2 separate regions of the Mus musculus genome follow, and region 1 is linked to region 2. The links are chromatin loops, found by intact Hi-C in ENCODE. Cell type or tissue: gastrocnemius. All regions are shown on one strand. Each heading gives the region's core, and the rest is flanking DNA. Links, peaks and the distances in the headings are about the cores only.

Region 1 (5,375 bases), core at 306-5,305, 51 kb before region 2:
CAGGACCTGTGCACATGCGCCCTCATGCGCTTGCATAAACAACAGATAGATGTAAATTAAAAATAAAAAGTAGAAGGAGAAATCACAGAATAAATAAGAAGAAAGCTTTCAGAGCTGTAGAAGAACAGGGCAGTTTAAATTCAAAGCCAAATGTGCTAGCTAATCCATTATATATCTAGAAAATGCTTTTTTTTGATAAAAATAGAGAAGCTTGCTTAAAAATTAAAGCGCTAGACTGAGCTCTCTTGTTGAGGGGTCAGAGATGTGGGGAAGGAGAAAGGCACTACAGCAGCAGCGTGCTCACACACGAGATGCTTTTGCACAGAGCCTACAACAACACATCAACTATTTATATTACCTACATCCCCTTCTTGGTGTCCCACTTATCAAGGGAAAGAATTTTCTTTGGACATCTTTAGCATGTAGTAACAATAGAGTTCTGGAATCAGCTGTTGGAAACTATCATTAAAGCTGGTTTATCATACTCCCTAATTATTCTATATAGTCAGTCTCCCTAGAGCTTTACATAATTCTCCCTTCGTTATAAGCTTCTGTTTCTCCCTTGAGTGTTTTAAATCCAGACAGGTGAGGAAATGAAGCACTTGGAAACCAGTGTATTGTAATATCTGTACAGCCAAGCATATAAATATATACATTTTCATATATATATATATATATATATATATATATATATATATATATATATAAAATTGCTATATGGACTTTTTCCCTTTTGCCCTACTCACATCCTTTGAGTGGAATAAAGATGTGAAAAACTCCAAAAAATTTTAAAAGGCTGCACAGAAACATATTTGCTGCGAAAGGAAGTAGGGGTGTATTTAGAAACTCCCAACAAGGCCTGATGCTGTCAGCGTGGCCAGCTGATGTCAGAGGGGCCCACACACCTGCCAACACCGCGTGTCTGTTCCTTCAGCCCTGCAGAGCAGCCGAGCGAAGCAGCTAGCTGGCTTTCGGCTTTCTTGCCTCACTTGGTGGTGCTTGTGGGCTGGGGTCAGCGCTGGGATGCGCCTCCTTGTGCTCTATGGAGTGATGCTCTGGAAACAGAAACGGGTCCTTTTTTTTCCTCCAGCCAGGCATCAGGAAGCTTAGGGATGAATGTCTTTCTTTTTCTTTAGAGGAAGATTTCCGAGCTTCTTAGACGCTCCGAGTAATGTCACGCAAGATGCCTCCAGGGAAGAGGCAAAAGAGGGTGATGCTAGTAACAGGGACTCTGGGGACAGGAACGAATGTGGGCCATTTCCCCTTTTCAACCCACTTCTCTTGATGTAACTTCATCCTTATTTTTCCCCACAGCAGTAGTAGACACTCTGCTGAGCACCACTTAGGTTTTTGCTGTGCATCTCAGCTAACACTTTGACATTGGGGATTCTGTGTAAACTAGATCTCCATCTTAGATTAGGCTGTGTGAACCGAATTTATTTACATCGTTAGAAACCAAATAGAGGCCTCTCGGCTATTGTTCTCAGATTGCTCTCATTGGTCATCCCTGCCCTCCCTCTACTGACCAGAACCTTGCCCCAAAACAGCCTGTAATAAACATCAACGCTGGCTTAGCTTGGGCTGCTATCTCTGGCGGAGAGATCTTTAAAGGATGTATCTAAATGCAATGTTTGAGTAGCTTCAGAGAGCTCTAATAGAACTGTAAATATCCCCGGTTTAATTAGCAGTCCTGCAGTTCGGTAATGGCCCATAGCTCTCTGAGCCGAGCCTCTTGAGGTTTCTAGACTTCAGAGGCTGCCTGCAACTATGCTGTGTGGACCTATGAAATTTTCCTTCTCCTGTACTCTAAACCCCCAGCTAGCCTTTCCTAGACACCTACTCGCAATTATTGCAAATCCATAACTGACTACTATCCTCCGGATTTCTAAAATGATCCAGTGTTTCAGCTTAGGTCTCAACTCAGAGATACTTTAGGGCTCAGATTGGCATCCTGAGAATTAAGTCCCCTGGGAAAAGAACAATAAGGAAGAAAACTCTACCTACATTGGAGTTGATGTCATTTTTTTTTTCCCTCCAAGCTCAAGGTGATCGCTTGCTTTGTGGCTGGTTGGTGGGGGAGGAGGGGCTGTACGCTAGTTATCAGCATTTCTGAACCAGCTCTCTCAACCGCGACAGGTCAGCCAATCCCGGCAGTAAGCTTTTACTTGACAGGTTTGTTCTGGGCTGACAGCCATTGACTAGGTGCTCAGATAAGTCACTTGGCTGAGTCTACGGTAGGTGGGGCGCGCTCACCAGTTCAGGGGCAGTGACTGGAAGTTTGTTGCAACATCGGTAAGCCTAACCAGCCAGCAGCAACAGGAGATACCCTTTTGCCCCGCGAGTACAGATCTAGAAAGGGTTCACCTCATTAAGCGAAGGAGATGCGTCAATCCCCCCCACCCCCGCCCCGCGCCTCCCCCTAGGGCCCGGCCTCTTCTCCCACGGTTGGGAACGCGCGGTGTGGGCAGATCCAGAACAGGAGTCTCGTGTCCCGGCCTTCTGGCTAGCTCTATGGGTTACAAGCGAAAGGGAGGAACAGCTTGGGGACTCTCCGCGTCAGCGTGCACAAACCGGCGGCGGCCAGCAGAGAGGGGTGGCGGGGGCACGTGCTTGGATGTGGCTGCTTGTGTAACCAGCTCCCCAGGCGCTCGGCCCCGACAGCGCTCCTGCGGACGGCTCGTGGATGCTATTCTCTGCTCCGATCCGGCAAGAGAGGGGTCCAGCAGACCACACGGGAGAAGGAGGCGGGGGCGATCACCTAATAGAGCAGAGGGGACCAAGCTCCTGCCCCAGGAGCACACAGATAGGGGAATGGGAATTTGGAAAGTTCCCCAACTAGGACCACACGTGACCTCCTCCTGAAAGTAGTTCCGACCGCGGCTCATGTATCCTTCCACCTCGCCTTTGAGCCCTCCCAGGCCTGCTCGCCCCGCCCACTCGCTGGCTGCAGCTTCCGAACGTCCCATACTCCACACCCGGGCTCAGTAACCGGGTCCTCGAACATGCAAGGTCCGACAGGGTCAGAACCTGGCCATCGCGATCCAATTCTGCCGGGTTTTCATAGCGGCCACGAAGTGGGGATTGGGGGTGGGGGCTTAGCTCTTTGAAGACTGAGCTTGGCTGTGATCCGGTAGACCCACCGCTGCGGGGAGCTGCGGGTCTCATCACCGGGCGGTGGAGGGGTGTGTGTGAGGTGCACTCTATTCACGGAGACCCACTTTGTCCAACCAGGGGTGTCCTTTGGGCCCTGGAAACTCAGGGGAGATGTGAATGTACACGCCCCGTATGCACAATCATCATGCTTGGCTGGGAGCGTTCATCTTTCGGGCAAATGAACCCAGCTGCCTGGGAAGCAAGAGGCGGGGCAGGGAACCGGAGCCCGATGAGGTGACCCACGCGGGAGACACAATAGGGGTTGTTCTTTGTGCAAAGACTGACACCTTGAGGACACCGTGAGGGGGAGAGGTGTGTTATCTAGGTAAAGACTGTCGCCGACAAATCCTAGCGAAGCACTGCAATCTGACCACAGCGCAGGGCAGGGAATGAAAGCCGTTCCGAAGAAACGCAGGGACAGACGCAGGAAGGATAATCCTGCCCCTGAGGCTCCCGGAGCACCGACCAAGGCGGTCAGCTAGTGCGATCCACCTGTGAGCGGTCAGCGATTGTGCTCAGCGCACCCTCACTCGGCCCCAGCCTGTTGTACCTTTGCCGGGTCTCTCTGCGCTGAGGCCAAAGCCGGCGTAGCTCCGGGAGCGAGCCGCGGACACACTGGGCATGCTCCGCGGCGTTCCCCGCCCCTGTCCCTTCCGACGCCCCGCCCCGCCCCGCCCCGTCCCCGGCTCAGCGCCCGCCTCCCGCCCGCCTCCCGCCTCCCCTCCGGCTTTCCGAGGCGCCCTGCTCTCCCGGCGGGGCGGCGGAGGGGGCGGGCTGGCCGGCGCACGGTGATGTGGCGGGACTCTTTGTGCACTGCGGCAGGATACGCGCTTGGGCGTCGGGACGCGGCTGCGCTCAGCTCTCTCCTCTCGGAAGCTGCAGCCATGATGGAAGTTTGAGAGTTGAGCCGCTGTGAGGCCAGGCCCGGCGCAGGCGAGGGAGATGAGAGACGGCGGCGGCCACGGCCCAGAGCCCCTCTCAGCGCCTGTGAGCAGCCGCGGGGGCAGCGCCCTCGGGGAGCCGGCCGGGCGGCGGCGGCGGCAGCGGCGGCGGGCCTCGCCTCCTCGTCGTCTGTTCTAACCGGGCAGCTTCTGAGCAGCTTCGGAGAGAGACGGTGGAAGAAGCCGTGGGCTCGAGCGGGAGCCGGCGCAGGCTCGGCGGCTGCACCTCCCGCTCCTGGAGCGGGGGGGAGAAGCGGCGGCGGCGGCCGCGGCTCCGGGGAGGGGGTCGGAGTCGCCTGTCACCATTGCCAGGGCTGGGAACGCCGGAGAGTTGCTCTCTCCCCTTCTCCTGCCTCCAACACGGCGGCGGCGGCGGCGGCACGTCCAGGGACCCGGGCCGGTGTTAAGCCTCCCGTCCGCCGCCGCCGCACCCCCCCTGGCCCGGGCTCCGGAGGCCGCCGGAGGAGGCAGCCGCTGCGAGGATTATCCGTCTTCTCCCCATTCCGCTGCCTCGGCTGCCAGGCCTCTGGCTGCTGAGGAGAAGCAGGCCCAGTCTCTGCAACCATCCAGCAGCCGCCGCAGCAGCCATTACCCGGCTGCGGTCCAGGGCCAAGCGGCAGCAGAGCGAGGGGCATCAGCGACCGCCAAGTCCAGAGCCATTTCCATCCTGCAGAAGAAGCCTCGCCACCAGCAGCTTCTGCCATCTCTCTCCTCCTTTTTCTTCAGCCACAGGCTCCCAGACATGACAGCCATCATCAAAGAGATCGTTAGCAGAAACAAAAGGAGATATCAAGAGGATGGATTCGACTTAGACTTGACCTGTATCCATTTCTGCGGCTGTTCCTCTTTGCTTTTCTGTCACTCTGATAACGTGGGAGTAGACGGATGCGAAAAATTTCTGTAGTTGGGGTGACTATAACGTTTAATTCTGGGCGCATTTCTAGATCGTGCATATTGTGTCTCTTCCAGTGTATTCAACCTAGGGAGTGTTCGGCTAGACGGAACTCATGCCTCCTTGCAAGTGTCAAGGCACGGATTGTTTTCTTGTCGAGCTCTGTGGTCTCTTCTTAAAATCTATTGTCCGGTAATACAGAGTACTGTACACTGGATTAGCGAGCTCGTCAATCCAGCCTTCTAAATGAACTAAAAAAAAAAAAAAAAATAGACGCTTTGGGTTGTGCATATTTCGATTAGATCGTGACTTGGGCCCTAGATCTAGGGTGTAGATGAGATTAAAATGAAAGTCCGTGCTGCACGTAGGCATGTTGCCTCAGAATCTTG
Region 2 (5,375 bases), core at 327-5,326:
GGTGAAAGGAAGAGTGGAACCTGCTCCACACAGAAATGCAGAAGAGGAACTGTTTAGGGAGGGAGGTGACTCAGAAGGAAGTACAACGGTACCTCTATGAGGAAATGTCATAGTGAAATGCGCTAGTAACAAAGAAAAATAATAAAACAAACCTTAAAAGGCACCGGGCCTTGGGCTGGTAGAGTGGCTGTGGAATGATGGATGTGTTTTAGCTTGCTGAGTATAGGAAAGCTGCTTTAGTACAGCTGAGGAAGTCTTCCTAGAAGAATCTTAGAGAATTGATGACTCAGTGTGGCAGTGTAGACACACAGTGGACTTGCAGACTTGTAGACTAGCTAGGAGTCCCTGTGGCTACGTTCGTGCTGCTTGTTGTGTTTGCTGTTTCTGGATTTATACTTTGTGATTGTAAATGTGAACTTCTGGAGATTAATACTTAAATCTGCTTTGTAGTTAATCATATTAGAATTGTCTGTATTATTTTGTTTATATTTGTAATTTTAACTATGGAGGGACCATAAGAAGCTGAAGAAATTTGTGTTCTGGTACAGAATCCTCATCTTCTTTCTTTTATGTTAAAGGAGGAGGCAATTGGCCTGTTGTGAAAAAATTGTAGACTTTGCCTAAAATGTGTGTTTTTTTTTTTTTGGCTTTTACTTATAGTACTTTCTTTCTCAGAGTCCTGTAGTTAGGTCTTGATATGATGCAGGTTGGATTTGCAAGCTGACCATAAAATGTAGCATTGTGTTCTTAATGCTGGAACAATACTTCAGGTTTTGAATATTGCAATGAAGTTCAACAGTTGCTACTTCCTATAAAGAAAAAATATCTCAAGGGCGAAGTAACTGCTCAAGGGAACAAAGACCCATACCCTTATTCAGTCAAAGAAGTGTGTTGCCCACTTTACTGGGAATTATTTACTTGTATAGTTGATATTTTCCTTTGTGAAAAGGTGGCAAATTATCCAAATCCAAAGTCACTGAGGGTGAATCCCGACTGACTGCACATGCGCGCGCGCGCACACACACACACACACACACACACACACACACACCCCGCGCCAGCCCCTCCTGCTGTAAATTACCTTCTGGGGTTGGTTTCCACGTGTGCCTTGCTGTTTGCAAATGCACTTAGGGTTCAGTGCTGCAATACATGGTTTGCGGGATGTAAACTATGAGGAGAGTGTAAGAAAGACCTTTTCAGAATGGCAATGAGCGCAGGTTTTGGAGTAACTTTCCAAACTTGAGGGAAGACACTGCCACTAACCATACGTAGTGTCTGTTCTCCCTGGCCTCCAGCAGTGGCAAGGAAAGTAACCTTAATGCTTAGTTCTCTTATTAAACTTAGGGGAGGGATTGAAACGTTTCAGTTTGCCTTTTCTTTGCTTACAAGTTGGTTATTAGGTAGGTGTGTGTGTTTTGACTACGTGAGTGTGTGTGAGAGAGAATGTGTGTGTGTGATTAGTTTACTACCTCAGTTTGTCAACTTTACTAAAATAACAATGCCAAGCTTAATTTTAAGAGATTTCATTATTTTCTGTGAGAAGTGAACTTTTATAACCTACTATCAAGGTTATCCCCCTACCCCTGTTTTACTTATTAAATCCCCTCATCATAAAATTTTCTTGCTTAGTCCTTATTTTTAAATCAAACAAGTTGTGGTTGCTGTTGCTAAAACAAAAAACTCAGTATAATTTTCTTGTAATGTCAATTATCATGTGTTCTCTTCTGATGCATACTGTTTGGGCTATTATCTACTATCTAGCAGTCCACTGATTCATAAAGCTGTGCAGTTTTAGGCTTTGAAAGATTTAAGCAGTTACTTAATACAAACCCATTTGCAAAGACCACACTGCCCTGATTCATAGTCTTTCTTTGTCATACTCAACACCTGGCTTCCTAATTTTGTTCCTTGGATTCTCTCTGCTGTACTAAGCTCTACTTAATTTTTTCCTTTTCTTTTTGATTCCTAAAATAGAAACCAACACCAAAAAAAAAAAAAAAAAGAGAGAGAGAGAGAGAGAAAAATTGCTGTTTTGAATGTGTGAGTTTTTCAGTTTTAGGTAAGAGAAACCCAAGTAGGAGAAGGAGACAGAGAAGACACAAGGGAGATGTTTATTGACTAATAGAACCTAAAAGGTCAGGTCTGGATCTAAATGCTCAATAAGTGTCAGGAACCTCTCCTTTCTACACTCTTCCCTTTTCTTTCTTGGCTATGTTTATTCAGAAAGGATCTTTGCAAGTAATACCAAGCTATGGTCCCGTAGCTTTAGGCTTACACTCTTGACTAACTGCAGTGGTAAAAGAACACCCATTTGACTAGAGGTTCCTAGAATAGGTTCTGATTTCCCTGGCTTAAAGGGTGTGTCTTTTTATTTTTTTATTTTTTTGTAAGATTTGTTTATGTATATGAGTATACTGTCACTGTCTTCAAACACACCAGAAGAGGGCATCAGACCCCATTACAGATGGTTATAAGACACCATGTGGTTGCTGGGAATTGAGCTCTTAACCACTGAGCCATTTCTCCAGCCCACATCTACCTCTTTTTTGAAACAAATACTTTTGCTAGTGAGTGGAATCCTCTTACAAATTCATATATCTGAATTGAAGAATAGGCCCAACACCCCAAACCACAAAACTGTCATTATAGCTTCTAAAGAAAATCCAGGTGAGGAAAGAGTGTTGGCCAGAAATGATCTGTGTCACTTTTGTCACAGAGATTCTGTAAGTTACCATAGAACTCGAAGCATTATGTATTCCAAACTTCAGAGGTTCTTCATAAAGGGGAAAAACTGAATTAAGAGAAGTTATGGCTTCATTCAGATCGCATAGCATTCCTGTTTTCAGGTCACCTGAGTCAGATTCATTTAGGTCCTGTACTGCATTTGAGCAAGATAAACATGTATAGTCCTACTTGTTTCTTATTAAAGTAGAGGCAGCAGGGCTGGCCTCAGTGTGCGTGGGACCCAGCAGTTGGCAGGTAGAGTTAGGAGGATCAAGAGTCAAAGCCACCATCAGATCCTGCAGTGTGTTTGAGGCCAGCTCTCCCCTGGGGGGAAATTGAGGTTGTAATGGTTGGCTGTGGTGTCACAGAGGCCTATAATCTCCACTGTTGGAGCCTGAAGCAATAGAATACCTATTTTGAGACCATTCTGGGGTACATAATGAGACCCTGTCTTAAAACATAAGATATGTGATAATATATACCTTGTAATTTTATGGGAATAATAGAAATATGTTTTGAATATTAGAAAATATCTACAATAACTACTATTGTCATAGTATTAGTAACCACATTCTTTTGTTTATTGAATTACTGCCTTGTTTATTGTGGTCATTCAGAATGTAGGTTTTTCCTCTTCAAGCAAATACTTTTTAGGTTGAAACTTTTATTTATGAGTTTAGACTTGGAAAATATTTTCCAGTTTATTAAGAAAGTTTGCTCAAATAGAAAATTACTTCTTTAAGGACTCTAAGTTGTGAATTTACCTTCTAGAAGATCATCTAGAATCTGAATGCATAGAGGATGAACATACATTATATATACATATATATATACACACACACACTGTGTTGTTCCGTGCTAATCCCGTATAGTAGTCTTATGACAGTAGTATAGATCTCAAAGATGTATGTCCTCCATATAAGTCTGTTTTTCAAAGAGCCAGCCAGGCATGGTGGAACACACCTTAAATCCCGAGCACTTGGGAAGTATGAGTTTCAAGACACAAAGAAACTCTTATCTTGAAAACCAAAAAGAGAAAAAGTAATTAGCATCAAGTAGCCAAGGCTTATAAAAGAAGAATTAATGAAAAATACACTAGGAAAATGTAAAATTCCAAGGCAGGCTTTTCTTATCGGAATAGCATTATAATAAAAACCATAAAACTGATCAAAGATGTCATTTTACACTCACACAGGAGACACTTCATACGGACACTGAGCTGTTACGAACGTCTGTGCCAAAAGGAGTCAACTTTGTTAAGCAAATGCTAGAGAAGGAAAATAAAAAGCTAGACTCGGAGGAGGCGCAAAGTAAATATGTGCACACTGAAGACAGTGATAGAGTCGGCACCTGAGTGCTTTGCAGTGCCCACTTGCTTAGGTTAATAACTCACCAGATTAACTACAAATCCCACAAGCTTGGAAAGTAGAGCCCTGTTACCTGTCTTGACAGTTGAGTGGAACTATAGTTTGAAGTTTAATTCAGGTCATTATGGAAATTTAAAGCCATTTTCTTCAATAATTTTTGAGCCATTTGAAGAAAGATACATTGATTATTCACCAGTAGAAAATGAAACAAAAATATAAAGGAGTGAACTGAGGAAATGCTGAACTATTTGGGCTAGCAAATCGAACATTGACTACAAGAAAGAGAACTGGTGTTTTTTTTAATAGTGTTTAGGGTTAAATCTGGGTTTTTGTAACTGTCTCAAAGATGAATAATGTAGCACATGTTTGTGTTTAGCTAGGCAGTTAAGTCCTAGGGGTGTACGATGCTCTGGCCTCGCCTTGCTGCCTAGGCCTTAGTATGGTGCAAGCTTCCCTCTGTATCACCACTGCCTGTGAGCTCTGTGAGCTCTATTCACACAACTGCTGTTGATCTGAGAATTGTTTACTTACATATCAACCCAGCTTTTTTCAAAAGGATGAGCATATAAATGCTTGTGATAATAGGTGTCCTTCCCATCACTTGAGAATCTGTTTATTGCTGTACACAAGTGTGAAATGTGTACCAAAAGCTAGAGAGCAGGAGAAATGCCATCTGAACATTATCAGCTACTATATTTTTTTGTTTATTTTAACTTCTTTTATATAACTGAATTTGCTGGTTTATCCTCATGTAAATTCTATTAAGGAGGTTTGTATTATTGTATTAATTTTTTTAAAGAAGCAAATTGGAAGTTTATATTTTCTCAGAATTCAAATATAAGCTTTGACTATTTAGTATGTGATTTTTCACTCTAGCCAAAGTCTTAAATTGCCAATCATGATTTCAAGTGGTTTATATCCATTTTTGTTTGTTTGTTTTTGTTTTTGAGACGGGGTCTCTCTTTGTAGCCCTGTTGGCTTGGAATGCACAGAGATCCACCAGCTTCTTTCTTCCTCCTGAATTCTGGAATTAAAGTTGTATACTGCCACTTATCCATTTTGATACACATATGGAGCAGAGAAACAGAGAAAGACAGAGAGAGGGGAAGAGGGTGGGGTCAGAGTTCATATACCTGTATTTGCTAGACATCGTATTCCTTCTATACTTCTTAGCTTGTATGCTGTCTTCTTCCCCAGCAGAAGGGTGTCTGTGTCTAGAGTCCTTATCACAGTAGAAGTTGAGAGGCCATCAGTAAACTAAAGAGCATTGTAATACCTTTTTCT

Evidence for each region. Hi-C counts contacts between places; a loop is a spot of excess contacts. Peaks named below come from ENCODE experiments on the same cell type or tissue, not always from the same donor. Only the 100,000 strongest peaks of a DNase experiment are listed, where the experiment ranks them.
Region 1: a loop joins it to region 2, with 2.2 times the contacts of the local background. A loop is called at or near these places in 11 of 42 quality-filtered maps.

What each region holds. Positions count from the first base shown.
Region 1 is chr19:32,753,609-32,758,983 of GRCm38, forward strand. Pten (phosphatase and tensin homolog) reads left to right here and starts at 3,969. Exons shown (of 9, transcript NM_008960.2): 1 at 3,969-4,915. The coding sequence starts at 4,837. It also overlaps the pseudogene Gm36566. In gastrocnemius, for the core only: CTCF peaks have their summits at 2,248 and 3,967; DNase peaks (open chromatin) are centred at 953, 2,217, 2,623, 2,915 and 3 more places; H3K4me3 peaks cover 3,884 bases; H3K27ac peaks cover 4,373 bases.
Region 2 is chr19:32,804,802-32,810,176 of GRCm38, forward strand. All of the region lies in intron 5 of Pten (phosphatase and tensin homolog), which reads left to right. Among named protein-coding and RNA genes, the nearest start is that of Pten, 50 kb to the left of the region's middle. In gastrocnemius, for the core only: no CTCF peak of the experiment used is centred there; no DNase peak of the experiment used is centred there.